2 separate regions of the Homo sapiens genome follow, and region 2 is linked to region 1. The links are chromatin loops, found by intact Hi-C in ENCODE. Cell type or tissue: A673. All regions are shown on one strand. Links, peaks and the distances in the headings refer to the core of each region. The heading gives the core; the rest is flanking DNA. Region 1 overlaps GALNT7 (polypeptide N-acetylgalactosaminyltransferase 7). Region 2 overlaps GALNTL6 (polypeptide N-acetylgalactosaminyltransferase like 6).

Region 1 (6,846 bases), core at 900-5,899:
TTTATTTCAGTGAGGCTACAAAAACTGGAAATCAAGGTAACTTGTTTCTCTAAACTTCCATTAGCAGAGTAGCAGCAATCTTGAATCCCTCTCTCCCTGAAGTGCCTTCTTACCCTTGATAGGTTCTAGATGGCTCCCTTCCCTTGGTGGAAACGTCCTTCTGCTGCCCAGACCTCATTTGGTTGATGAGAGCCTTCCCACTCTCTGGTTATTGTCCAAGTTGCTCTATTGACAGAGGATTTATCTTCATTTCCCCTCTCTTCATCCCTCTAGCTCTGCCACCAATGTTACAATTCACAAAGTATGCCTGATAAAAAGTTATAAACTCACGTTGCATTTATTGTATTTTCACAGACCTCTACCCCCAACTACGAATTTAGAAAAAGTTTCCTGGAGACTAGTTTGAAAAATATTTACGGTGGCACCACTAGATATCCCATAACAACCCACCCCAGTGACAGACAATTTCAGGAAAACCTTGACTCTTTTTTTCTCTCCGAATAAGTCTTTTGCCCATGGGAAACACCAACACAGAGATTAAGGGATGTTTTTTGTACCCTTTCCTCCTAGAGCATCTCAGTGTTTGAGCTAACAGTCTTTTCAAAGTATTTAGTCATTGTTCTCTGCCAAAAGGTGATCAGTTCCTTCCGAAAGACAGCCTGTGCCAATAGACCCAGACATGCTAGAGTGCAGTGTGCATGGCGGAACACACGCCCCTTTCCCTCAGTGGGTCAGCATGGTCACCTTTGGTAATTTAGCTCAGACTATTCCAGAACCATTAGATACAGGCTGTCTACTACAATATATGTTTCTTTGATGCATATTGGCTCCTGTGTGTTTGGTAAATAGGGAAATTATATCAATTCAGTGTGTAAGTTTTTGTGGTTCATAGATTTCCTCTTGCATATTAATGTTTGGAAGTGATCAGGAATAAGGTTTCTCACAGCTAAAGAGACAGCCATAAAAAATTATTTATGAAGACCTTAAGGGGAAAAAATTCTCTTCTGCAGAAGTGTTTTTATTTAGTGAAAGAAATGGGGAGTTTACCGGCTTTAAGACTCACTCACTGTAGTTGCCGCTATATTTAGCTGTCTGAAGAAGCTGCACGTGCATCCAAAGAAACTGAGAAGGAAACTGATTGATGAAGAAGGCCATCCTTGGATCATACTTTTAATTTTGGTGAAATTGCTCTGTTATTAGAAATGAATGTCTCCAAAGACCTACAAAAAGGAAAACACAAGCCTATGGGTTTTAAGTTTGCAAAGGATGGACTGTCATACGAAATGCAAAAATTAGTTGCAATTTTAACTGTGCTGATTGGTTTTGGTTTCTTTAGGGCTCTGGTCCCAAAGTTCCTAAAGTTTGTGTGGTCTGGTCATTGTCCCTATTTTTTTTTTAAGTCCTATTGCCCTCCCTCTCTCCCTCCCTCCCTCCCTTCCTTCCTTCCCGTATTTTTTTTCTGAAGTCTTTCTTTCTTTCTTTGTTACTTTCTTTGTTTCTTTCTTTCGCATACCCTTGCAAAACAGAGATTGCTAGGACTACATATACGAGGCAGAAATGCCTATAATTGCACCTAAAAGGTAGGCATAGCCAGACTGCTGGGCTTAGGGCTATGCTATGACTGCTTTGCATAATATAGCCATAATATAAAAGGAAGAATGGGAGATATTTTCTATATTTTAGATTAATAATTTACATGACACTGTCTAGCTGGTAAACCAAGCATAAACCAACACTTATATAGAAGGAATATCCCCTACCTCTCCATTTATTGTAGAAGCAGAGCATCTATTCTGAAAAATAGACGACTCTCAATAGACAGCAAGGATTACATATGGCCACAATGGGGAGAAACTTGGCCCAGTTTAGAGCCAGGACTCAATTTTGCCATAGTCGGCTATAAAACTCCAGATGACTTCACTCTTTACATTTACACATGTAGATCTTTACCTCTGGAATATCTGGTAAAAGGACCTGCGTTGGAGAGAAGGCAATCTTTAAAAGTAGTTGAACCAGGCTAGAGGCAGTTAGGGGAGGCTTCCTTCCTCTCATTCTGAGTTTAAAATTGACTTCAACTCCTTGATCTATAGGAATCATTTGTGACAGTTTCCCCATGGTTAAGGCAAGTCATTGGAGAGAGCTGTAAAGCAAGATCATAAGCACCAATTTTTTTTTCTTCAGAAAGGATTGTAGAAGTAGTAATATGAATAATGGTTGAATAATTGTTATATAACTTCTTGAATGCACTTATAAATAAGTTAATTATCTTTGCTCATTTTAAGCTGAATATGTAAAAGGTACACTTGGTATATCATAAATAGATTTAGTCTTTCATCATTTTTGCAAGATACAAGTTGAAAGTGCTAAGAAGGAAAAAGGGCTTAGCACCAAAGCCAAGCTAATTACATGAGTTAAAATTATATAAATAATATAGTTTAATTACATTCAGTAAACTTTTAGTCTGTCCCTGGGAAATGACCTGTAGCTTTGCTTCCCTCTTCACTGAATCCTAGGGGAGATTCCACTCTTCAAAATGTAGCTATTGTATAGGAGGTAAATCACATTTTTAATAGCCTGGTGACTTATTTTAGAATGAACCCTGCCATTTTAATCAAATGGAAAATATTCGTGCATTCTCCAGAGTAGAAAGGCCCAGTGAGCGAACTAAAACCATGATAAGGGCTCTAGAGAAAGATTTGAGAATCTAAACTCCACATTCTTAAGACCCTGGAGATTCACAAGTGTCACTTTAAAGGAAAGTGTTGTAGTCTTCAGTAGAAGGATGTACTTCAACTTTTGTGAGGCAGGAGCTCCCTCCAGAGTCCACACGTGGTAAGCTGCAGGCCTGCTGGAGTGGGTCCCCATCCAAGGAAGATATTTAAGGCTGATTTCTTCTCCCAGTGAGATTGAGTTGGGGAAGGGGTATTAAAGGAGGACAGAGAAACTCTCTTGAAAGCTTCTATTGAAGTCTGTGTAAACACAACTACTTAAGAAAGCAGCCTTGGGTATTCTTATTTAAATCAAATACAAAGAAGAATCTATCTATCTTCTGGGCAGACAATAATGTAACCTAGACTAGAGTTTGGTTGGTTCTTGACCTCATATCTTCTGTCATTGTGGTACTAGTCTCTGGCTCCAGGGTCATATGCCAGATGTTGAGGCTGATGAGTGGAAGGGCTGGAATTAACAGTGTGCTAAGGGTGTGCACCAGTAGACATAGAGTGGCCCAGAAAGGGTTCAGCCCTAGTGTACTTATTTACACTTGTTTATATGGTTTTCAGGAATACTTCTCGATCACTTCAAATGAGGTCTAAGCTGTGTCTTCCACTTCCACATAATTAACTCTGTTGCTGTGACTGCTGCTTTTCTTATCTCTCTGTTGCAGCAGCTGATGGAGATGGGGGGGCCTCAGTCAGTGACAGTAAGGATCAGCAGCATCACTGTCCCTGTGTTACACCTATATGCCTAGCAGTATGCTGGGTTTTTAAATGTACTATCTCCTGTGCTTATAACCATACTGAGATAGTATATTTTCAATTTCACTATATTTTTGGATGATGAAAGTGAGGCTCAGAGAACTAGAAAACTTGCAGGTCACGTAACTCGAAGATGGAGATCCTGGGACTCAAATTCTGGCATATACACCCATTGCCTTGTTAGGGATGCTAACAGCCAAGAGGTTGTGTTCCAGTTTGCTACAGGACATTAACTTCTTTTTACAGGGAAAGTTAGAAAAAGGTAAAAGGCAAAGGTTTAGTGTGTCATTATTGCAGAATTTTTTCTTGCCTCCTAAGACAGGGTTTCACAATCTCGGCACTTGACATTTGGGCCAGATAATTCTTTGTTGACAGTTCTTTGTCCTGTACATTGTAGGATGTTTAGCAGCATCTGTGGCATCTACCCACTAGATGTCAGGAACACACACATCCGCTTCCACCTCCCTAGTTGTGACAACCAGTTCTCCAGATGTTGCCACATGCCCCCTGGGGGGCAAAATCACCCCTGATTAAAAATCACTGCTGTAAGGGGTTAATTGAGGTAATGTTATGGGAGGAGGGTGTGACACAATGAAAATAACAGAGATGGATTTATAGGATTAAGGGGAAGAATTGGAACAGATTGATGAAATGGGACAAATAGATAGGAAGACTTTGTCCTAAGATGAAGATAGTTGTTAGATTAGTGGAGGGGGTTACATGCAGGTTCACAGGCTCCATCATGGCAGATCTGAATATTGTTGGTGGTAGTACAGTAATCATTCATGGATGCATTTATAACTCTTTCTCTCTTCTCCCTCCTCCCGCTTTTTTTTTTTTTAATAACAAATACCGGGAGTGGAGAAAAAAGATCCAATCCTGCTATTTCTCTAGTTCTACCTTTTGGCCAGTTGGTGGCCACTGAGGGCGTTTCAGAATTTGGTGTATATTTGTCCAAACTTTATTCTGAGTTATATTAAACTCATTCTCCTCTTGAATTATCCTCCTTATTTCTTATTTCCATTACTTGGTTTTGTTTTTTGTTTTGTTTTTGAGAGAGAGCGTCTCCCTCTGTCGCCCAGGCTGGAATGCAGTGGCACGATCTCAGCTCACTGCAACCTCTGCCTCCTGGGTTCAAGTGATTTTACCACCTCATCCTCTCCAGTAGCTGGGATCCCAGGTGCCCGCCACCACGCCCAGCTAGTTTTTGTATTTTTAGCAGAGACGGGGTTTTGCCTTGTTGGCCAGGCTGGTCTCGAACTCTTGACCTCAGGTGATCCACCCACCTCAGCCTCCCAAAGTACTGGGATTACAGGCGTGAGCCACCATGCCCGGCCCATTTCTTGTATTTTTAATTAGAAGAATTGCTAATACCTGTGGGGGGAAATTATTTGAAGTAACAAGAAAAATATCAATCATGCTTATTTTATTAACCTTCAAAGACAATTTTACAGTATACTTATCAGGACTATTATAAGAAATTCACTTATAAATATTGTAGTTACATACCATCGAATGCCAGAATGAATTATACAAAGGTAAAGTACGTAACAATACTATGAGTCCTTGCTCAGTGTCTTCAATAGGTTCAGGAAGAAGATGTACAATGAAGCTAATTTTACCATAGGCAAATTGATATTGTTGACTGAAGGAAAAAAATTTAAGCTTTTAAATAATTAAAGTTAGTTCTATTTGGAAGTCTTACTGAGGACTATAGACTGAGGCTTATAACCCAGAAGCAATTCTGTCAGGCTGTTTTAAGGCAGTATTTTAGTTTATGGTTTACATGTAGGTGGTGAAGATTTAATATGTGTAAAATTATATCTAAGTTTCAGTGTAAGAGTATATTTGGTGATAGGTTATAGAAGTATAATCATTAATTTTGTCAAATGTTATTTTATGTATAGGAAAAGACAAGGACTAGGATCATTGATCTTTTAAGAAATGTAGTGACTGAGGCAAGAGTTGTGGTGGGGCCATGTGTTTTATTTTGTTTTGTCTTTAAAGTATTTTTTACAGAGCTGTATGTCATCACTGAATCAAGAGCTTTGTGAAATTATGTTGGCAAGTAGAAATGAGCATGCCTTTTTATGTTTGTTATTGTGCCTTACAACATAAACAAGAGTCAAGTTCCTATGGCATGTTTCTGGTCACAAAAATATCACCAAACTTCTAAGTAAGGACCAAAATACTTCTAATATTAAATATTGAAATAAATGTGAAGTATGCATACATTTAATAAATATTAATAAAAACAAGTAAGATGATGATTTACTCAATTTTTGGTGAACCCATGAGTGATGGTACTCATAGTGGTGGTGAATTTAATCAACGAGTAAACGTTTACGAAGCGAAAATTGTCAGGAGTACCTTCCACCACCATGCAGTTCAAAAACAAGCAATAACAAATGTGGGGAGCTTGCTGAGCGCTTCTGTCCCACATCATTTATTGTCCTGCATCTGTATAATTGTCGTCTACATTACACATTTTTATTTCACAGTAATTTGTATTTATTCATATAATTTGCAATCCACTCATTCCAGTTTAGGGTGGTGTGCAGCCAGAACAAATTCTGGCTGCTGAAAACACAAGATGGGCACCCTCCCTGGCCAGGACGCCATCCTATCACAGGTGTACTCAGACACACCCATACTCATTCACCCTAGGCTATGTAGACACAGCATTTCACCTAATGGGCACAGCTTGGGGATGTATATCCAGAGAAAACCCATGCAGACAAGGGAAGGGTGTGCAAACTCTACCCAGACAGTGGCATCAGTTTTTTTTTGTTTTTTTTTTTCTCATCAGCATTAAAACAAAACAAGGTTGAATGAGGCAATGTTATTCAAGGACCTGCACTACACTTATTTAATAACTTGGCTTGTCAGAGCTTACAGAGCACCCTTTAACGTGCTTAAAAAATAGATAGCTACAGCTGGGCATGGCAGCTCACGCCTGTAATCCCAGCACTTTGGGAGGCCAAGGCGGGTGGATCACCTGAGGCCAGGAGTTCGAGACCAGCCTGGCCAACATGGTGAAACCTCATCTCTACTAAAAATAAAAAAAAATTAGCCAGGTGTGGTGGCACGCACCTGTAATCCCAGCTTCTCAGGAGGCTGAGGCAGCAGAATTGCTTGAACCCGGAAGGTGGAGGCTGCAGTGAACTGAGACTGTGCCACTGTACTTCAGCCTGGGGGACAGAGCCAGACTCAGTCTCAAAAAAAATTTAAAAAATAAAAAATAATAGATAGCTGCAAATAATTAGGCTTTTATTTATGTCAGTTAACTATCAAAATATACAACATTGAAATTAAAATAAAATTTTAATCGTTAATTCATTTAAGAATAATAATTTCATTACATATTACA
Region 2 (6,846 bases), core at 572-5,571, 390 kb before region 1:
AACTGTGGTTACCATAATGAAATCAGTGTCTTGTTCAGATTATATAGGAAGATAATCAAGGTGGAGATTACATGTAAGAATGAGCCTGGGAGCATGCCTGCTGTGGATTTTAACTTTAGCTCAGTCCTACCAATATGGTTTGGCTATGTCCCCACCCACATCTTATCTTGAATTACAGCACCCATAATTCCCACATGTCATGGGAGGGACCCAGTGGGAGGTAATTGAATCATGGAGGTGGTTCTTTCCCATGCTGTTCTCATGATAGTGAATAAGTCTCAGGACATCTCATGGTTTTATAACGGGGAGTTCCCCCGTACACACTCTCTTGCCTGCCACCATGTAAGACATGACTTTGCTCCTCATTTGCCTTCCATCATAATTGTGAGGCCTGCCCAGCCATGTGGAACTGTGAGTCAATTAAATCTCTTTCCTTTATAAATTACCCAGTCTCAGGTATGTCCTTATTAGCAGTGTGAGAACAGACTAATATAGTAAATTGGTACCGATAGAATGGGGTGCTTCTGAAAAGAGGCCCCAAAATGTGGAAGCGACTTTGGAACTGGGTAACAGGCAGAGGTTGGAACTGTTTGGAGGGCTCAGAAGAATATAGAAAAATGTGAGAAAATTTGGAACTTCTTAGAGACTTGGAGAGCTCAGAAGACAGGAAGATGTGGGAAAGATTAGAACTTCCTAGAGACTTGTTAAATGGCTTTGACCAAAATGCTGATAGTGATATGGACAATAAAGTCCAGGTTGAGGTGGTCTAGAATGGAGATGAACCACTTGTTGGGAACTGGAGTAAAGGTCACTCTTGCTGTGCAAAGAGACTGGTGGCATTTAGCCCCTGCCCCAGAGGTCTGTGGAACTTTGAACTTGAGAGAGATTATTTAGGGTATCAGGCAGAAGAAATTTCTAAGCGGCAAAGTGTTCAAAAGGAAGCAGAGCATAAAAGTTTGGAAAATTTGCAGCCTGACAATGGGATAGAAAAGAAAAACCCTTGGGAGGCCAAGATGGGTGGATTACAAGGTCAGGAGTTCAAGACCAGCCTGGCCAATATGGTGAAAACCTCATCTCTATCAAAAATACAAAAAACTTAACTGGGCATGGTGGCATGCACTTGTAGTCCCAGCTACTCAGGAGGCTGAGGCAGAAGAATCGCTTGAACCCTGGAGGTGGAGGTTGCGGTGAGCCAACATCACAGTACTGCACTCCAGCCTGGGTGACAGAGTGAGACTTCATCTCAAAAAAAAGAAAAAGAGAAAGAAAAAACCCATTTTCTGGGGAGAAATTCAAGCCAGCTTCAGAAATTTGCATAAGTAACCAGGAGCTGAATATTAATCAACAAGACAACGTGGAAAATGTCTCCAGGGCATGTCAGAGAACTTCACAGCAGCACCTCCCATCACAGGCCCAGGAGCCTAGGAGGAAAAAATGGTTTCCTGGGCTGGGCCCAGGGCCCCCTGCTATGTGCAGCCTAGGGACTTGGTGCCCTGCATCCCAGTTGCTCTAGCTGTGGCTAAAAGGGGCCAAGGTACAGCTTGGGCTATGGAAGGTACAGGCCCCAAGTCTTGGCAGCTTCCAGTGGTGTTGAGCCTGCAGGTGCACAGAAGTCAAGAACTCAGGTTTGGAAACTTCCACATAGATTTCAGAGGGTGTATGGAAATGCCTGGATGTTCAGGCAAAAGCTTGCTGCAGGGGCAGGGACCTCATGGAGAACCTCTGCTAGGGCAGTGAAAAAGGGAAAGATGGGATCAGAGACCCCACACAGAGTCCCCACTGGGGCACTACCTAGTGGAGCTGTGAGAAGAGGGCCACCGTCCTCCAGGCCCCAGAATGGTAGATCCACTCACAGCTTCCACCATGGGCCTGGAGAAGCCACAGGCACTCAACGCCAGCCTGAGAAAGCAGCCAGGAAGGGGGCTGTACCCTGCAAATCCACATAGGCGGAGCTGCCCAAGGCTGTAGGAGCCCATCTCTTGCATCAGTGTGACCTGGGAGTGAGACATGGAGTCAAAGGAGATCATTTTGGAGCTTTAAGATTTGACTGCCCCACTGGATTTCAGACTTGCATGGAATCTGTAGCCCCTTTGTTTTGGCCAATTTCTCCCATTTGGAATGGCTGTATTTACCCAATGCCTGTACCCCCATTGTATTTAGGAAGTAATTAACTTGCTTTTGATTTTACAGGCTCAGAAGAGATTTGCCTTGTCTCAGGTGAGACTTTGAACTGTGTACTTTTGAGTTAATGCTGTGAACTGTGGACTTTTGAGTTAATGCTGAAATGAGTTAAGATATTGGGGGAACTGTTGAAAAGGCATGATTGGTTTGGAAATATGAGGAAATGAGATTTGGGAGGAGCCAGGGGTGGAATTATATGGTTTGGCTGTGTCCCCACCCAAGTCTCATCTTGAATTGTAGCTCCCATAATTCCCATGTGTCATAGGAGGGACCCAGTGGGAGGTAATTGAATCATGGTAGTGGGCCTTTCCCATGCTGTTCTCATGATAGTGAATAAGTCTCATGAGATCTGATGGTTTTATAAATGGGATGCACACAATTCCCCTGCACATGCTCCCTCTTGCCTGCTGCCATGTAAGACGTGACTTTGCTCTTCCTTTGCTTTCTGCCATGACTGTGAGGCCTCCCCAGCCATGTGGAACTGTGAGTCAATTAAACCTCTTTCCGTTATAAATTACCCAGTCTCAGGTATCTCTCTATTAGCAGCATGAGAACAGACTAATACACCTACCAACAAGCTGTTGCTTCCTAACTTAAGAATCCCAGCACATGCTTCCTTCTCAGACCCTTTCCCATTCATCTGCTCCTTATCCCCTTCCTAAAAGCACACAGTAACCCACTCATAGCATTCATCAATGCTTTCTCCCCTGTCCTAGCCAGAATCATAAATAAGTAGAATGGAGCTCACCTAGGAAGCTGAAGAACAGCTTACAGTGTTGGAAAAACCCTAAGAAAGAAGAAATAGAATAATTTGAGAAGTACTAGAATAATCTGTGAAATTAATCAAGAATGCTCTGTCCCTATTTAGAAGGTGGCATAAGAATTTTCATGTGGGTCCATTCTGCTTATATAACAGTTTGCTGTTTCCCTTGGAGAAGCCATGATATCTCTATTTCAGTTTTTTTCACTTATAATATACAGTCATCTATTTTTAGGGCTGCTTAAGATAAAATGGGAAAGTGATGATTAACAGTATTTCCAGATCCTTAAAAGAAACTTAGTTTAATCTATTAGAAATCTCAAAGTTACATGTGATGTTAAGGCATATCACATATATTAGATTGGGTTTATAGAATATTTGTTTCCTCTTTTCCTTGACATGGTCTTTGATGTTCTATTTCTATCTTTACTATGTTTGTATATATGCCTCTTATTAAAAGTATTTAAAATTATTTTGGAAGGGGACAGGTGTCAACATAAATAAAGTAAAACTTTTAGATAAAGGCAAATTATCAGGGGAACAATAGCCATAGAGTGTCACTGTTACAATTATAGTTGCATTATTGGATCTGCTTGCCTGAAAGGATTTGGGTTTTGTTATCTTCCTAGAAAAAAAAGAAGTTGAGAAACTATTAACCTTTGATAACCTTTACAATATTTTTTCAAGTTTGCCATGTGCCACCAAGGGAACATTTCCAAGCAGAGCAGAAAATTCATTAGACTTGAGTGTTTCAAATATCTATATCAAGGACAAGGACAAAACTGCTGTCATAGAGAAAAGGCTGGTGCACTAGTGCACAATAACTTCAATTTTTCTTCATCTGGGTCTAGTGACCCATTCCGTAAAAATGCCAACACTGCACTATTTGATCCAGAGGAACTGGGGTGATGACATCAAGATAAACGCTGTTTGTTCAGAAAGTCCCATGCACAGCACCACAAGACTACAGTCCTGATAATATTCACAGTCTCATTCAGTAGAGTCCAAAGTGACATCTGGTTTGGATGACTTTTGTGGAAATTTTGGCTGAAGTCTTTCTGTTTCCCAAAAGCAAAAACTTTAAATTAATGGGAACAGTAAGGTTAAATTAAGGTATATTTTATAGTAATCAGATAATATTAGACGTTTGATTAATGAGGTGAACAACAACTATAATTGTGATATCTTTATGTACCAATTTAGCTTTGCAAACTTTTAAAATATACACATAAATCACTGTTTAATTATTTTCTAAAAATACTTTAGCCCATTTTATATCACCTCCTCTGTCTCTGTCTCTTCTCTTGGCTTCTGTCACGTGATTTTGTCCTGACTTTCCTCCTGTCTCTCTCTTCTCTCCCTCATGAGCCTCTAGTTTCCTCATGCCCTGGGGCCTCTTCTGTTCTCACTCCATGTTTATCCTGGGTCTTTTCATCTGATTTTATGCTGATGGCTTTTATGTCAAATCAAACATGCCCCAAACCGAACTCATAATCTCACCTGTTTCCATGCCCGACTCTCAGTTTCAGGGAATTGCACTGCCACCTACCTGATTTCCAAAGACACAAACCTTCTAAGTGAAACCACATTTTCAATCTCTCTTTTGACTTCTTGTGATCCTATGTGCTCACAATCTCTTGGACTCTTTCCTTCTTCCCATCCTTACTGCCTTCACCTTGGATCAGGTTCTCACCCTTCCCACTTGGATGCCTGTAACAGCCTCTTAGCCTTCCCACCTAGGATACCTGTTCAGGTATCCTGCTCCAAACTTTGAATCCCAAATGTCTCCCTACATAGCCTCTCTAAAATAGAAATCTGATTATGCCATTTCCAGCTTAAACCCTTCAGTAAATCCTCGTTGATTCTGGGATGGTGTGTGTGAGTGCATATACGAGAGAGAGGAAAGAGGTGGGGAGAAAGAGAGAGAGAGAAGGAGAAGGAGCATAGGCTAGGCTTTGGTGTCACACTCTCTTGATTCAAATCCACACAACAATATGACATCAGTCAGATCACTGAAACTCTTTAACCTGAGTTTTTTCCATTGTCCAGTGGGGATAAGAACTGTATCTAACTCATAGGGCGAGTTGTGAGAATAGACTGAGTTAAAACATGCAAAGCACTTAGCCCAGTGTCTGGCATATGTTTAGATGTTGATTATTGTTGGTTATTGTTACATTACCTTACAAAGTCCAAACTCCTCAGCATTACACACGGTCCCTCCGCTCAACCAGCCTGCACTTACTGCCTCCTGACTTCACCTTTGCTCTGGCCCTCACACCCTAAGATTCTGCCATGTCCTGTGGTTTCTCCTACCTCTTGCAGTGAGGATGCTGCTGCGCTGTCTGAATTGCCCTGCCTTTTCCCTGGCCAATTCCCTCTCACCCTTCAGGGCCCTAACAAGCACATTTTTCTCTAGACCATTTTCCCTGACCCACATTCCTGTCTGTAGTATGGGCTTGTGCTATGAATTTAATAATTACTTCAATCAAAAACTTAGTGCATTCTATGTGTCAGTCCTATGGCAAATGAGAATAAATTGATGTCTGAGAATCCAGATCTTGTCCTCAGAGAGGATATAGGTTAGAGTGGAATAGCAAATAGACAGGTGTGTCTCCAAACTTCATGGAAATATGTAGAAGCGGTCCCTCATTCAGTCTTTAAAAGTCTGAGAAAGCTATCTGGAAGAAATGGAATTTTCAGAATCTTCTGAGTATGCTAATCTTGACATTCATTAATTTGTTGCCCAAAGGGAGACCCTCCTAAGAATAAAAGAGGGTGCTATTAATCATTACCCTGGGCAATAAGCATAAACCAGGACTGCCTAGGACAAAAAGGGTATAACATCCCCCCTACTTGTAGCTATGTTGTAATGAGTATGTCTGCCACCAGTGCTATAAAGTGACAAGTCTACTATGGAGTGCACTTCCTGACATAGCTTAGTAGATGCTAAGTAGGTGTTTGTGGTTTTAGAGGACAGAGGTGGGACATCTGAAGACAGTCAGAAAACCGAAGAGGGCTGGCAGGTCTCCAGAGCAAGAAGAAGCCTCTATCCTTCTGCATCAGGGCATAGCAGCATGGTGGCAGGAAGAAAAATGAGAGAGGAAAATAGGCTTCCTAAACAGCAGTAAAGTGAAATCTTCCTGGTGTTGCTGATTTGTCCATATAAGTCTCAGCCTACATCACCTGTACAATGTGGTGAGGGCAAAGGAGACGAAGGTGCACAATGCTTTCTGAGCACCTCATGTTCTTCGCCACTAAGGCCAACAGCAAAGCTTTAATTCTCCAGACAATATCAGGCTTCATCACATGGCCAGACCTCCCTATCTTTGTAACACAAGCAGGTATACCTGTGACCCATGACATTCAGCAAAATTAATGGCTTTCTCTTTTTCAGCTATAGGGAACAGGGAACATTATGACCACACAGGGAGGAAAGCATACCTTTGGAATATGGTTATCTGAACCATCCAATTGGAGTGGCAGCAGAATAAGAACACCTGAAACACACAGTTAAGTTCAGCCAGTGCTTAACATAAATTGATGCACGGGCAGAAATAAGAGGAGAGTCCTCTCTTGCACACATAGTTGCATATTTAGTACCCCAAGGGAATGCTAATAAACATCATATTACAGAGGCCAGAAGAGGATCCTTTGGGCTCTGTTTGTGTATTATCAGAACATAGCAGTGAATAGAATGAGCTACATGCAGTTTTCTATTCTATTTACAGCCAAAACCGAATATTTAGAAACCAGGGGTGACCTGGTGACTGCAATTTGCAATGCCTGAAGGGATGCATAAATATAGATATATGATTCAAATCCTGCAAAGTCCATCACAACACTATGCAAAAATCACAGGCTTTTAGAGCTAATACCATCCAGCTTAAATGGAGACCCTGCCTCCA

What was found. Peaks named below come from ENCODE experiments on the same cell type or tissue, not always from the same donor. Only the 100,000 strongest peaks of a DNase experiment are listed, where the experiment ranks them.
Region 2: it touches region 1 in a loop (2.2-fold over the local background); 1 of 110 quality-filtered maps calls a loop at or near these places.

The regions. Positions count from the first base shown.
Region 1 is chr4:173,255,125-173,261,970 of GRCh38, forward strand. The region is part of intron 2 of GALNT7 (polypeptide N-acetylgalactosaminyltransferase 7); the gene reads left to right. LOC124900812 (a long non-coding RNA gene) reads right to left here. Exons shown (of 3, transcript XR_007058367.1): 3 at 1,394-6,846. Among named protein-coding and RNA genes, the nearest start is that of MIR548T, 9.6 kb to the right of the region's middle. In A673, for the core only: CTCF peaks have their summits at 2,821 and 4,385; DNase peaks (open chromatin) are centred at 2,797 and 3,957; H3K27ac peaks cover 1,135 bases.
Region 2 is chr4:172,861,455-172,868,300 of GRCh38, forward strand. All of the region lies in intron 7 of GALNTL6 (polypeptide N-acetylgalactosaminyltransferase like 6), which reads left to right. Among named protein-coding and RNA genes, the nearest start is that of GALNTL6-AS1, 140 kb to the left of the region's middle. In A673, for the core only: no CTCF peak of the experiment used is centred there; no DNase peak of the experiment used is centred there.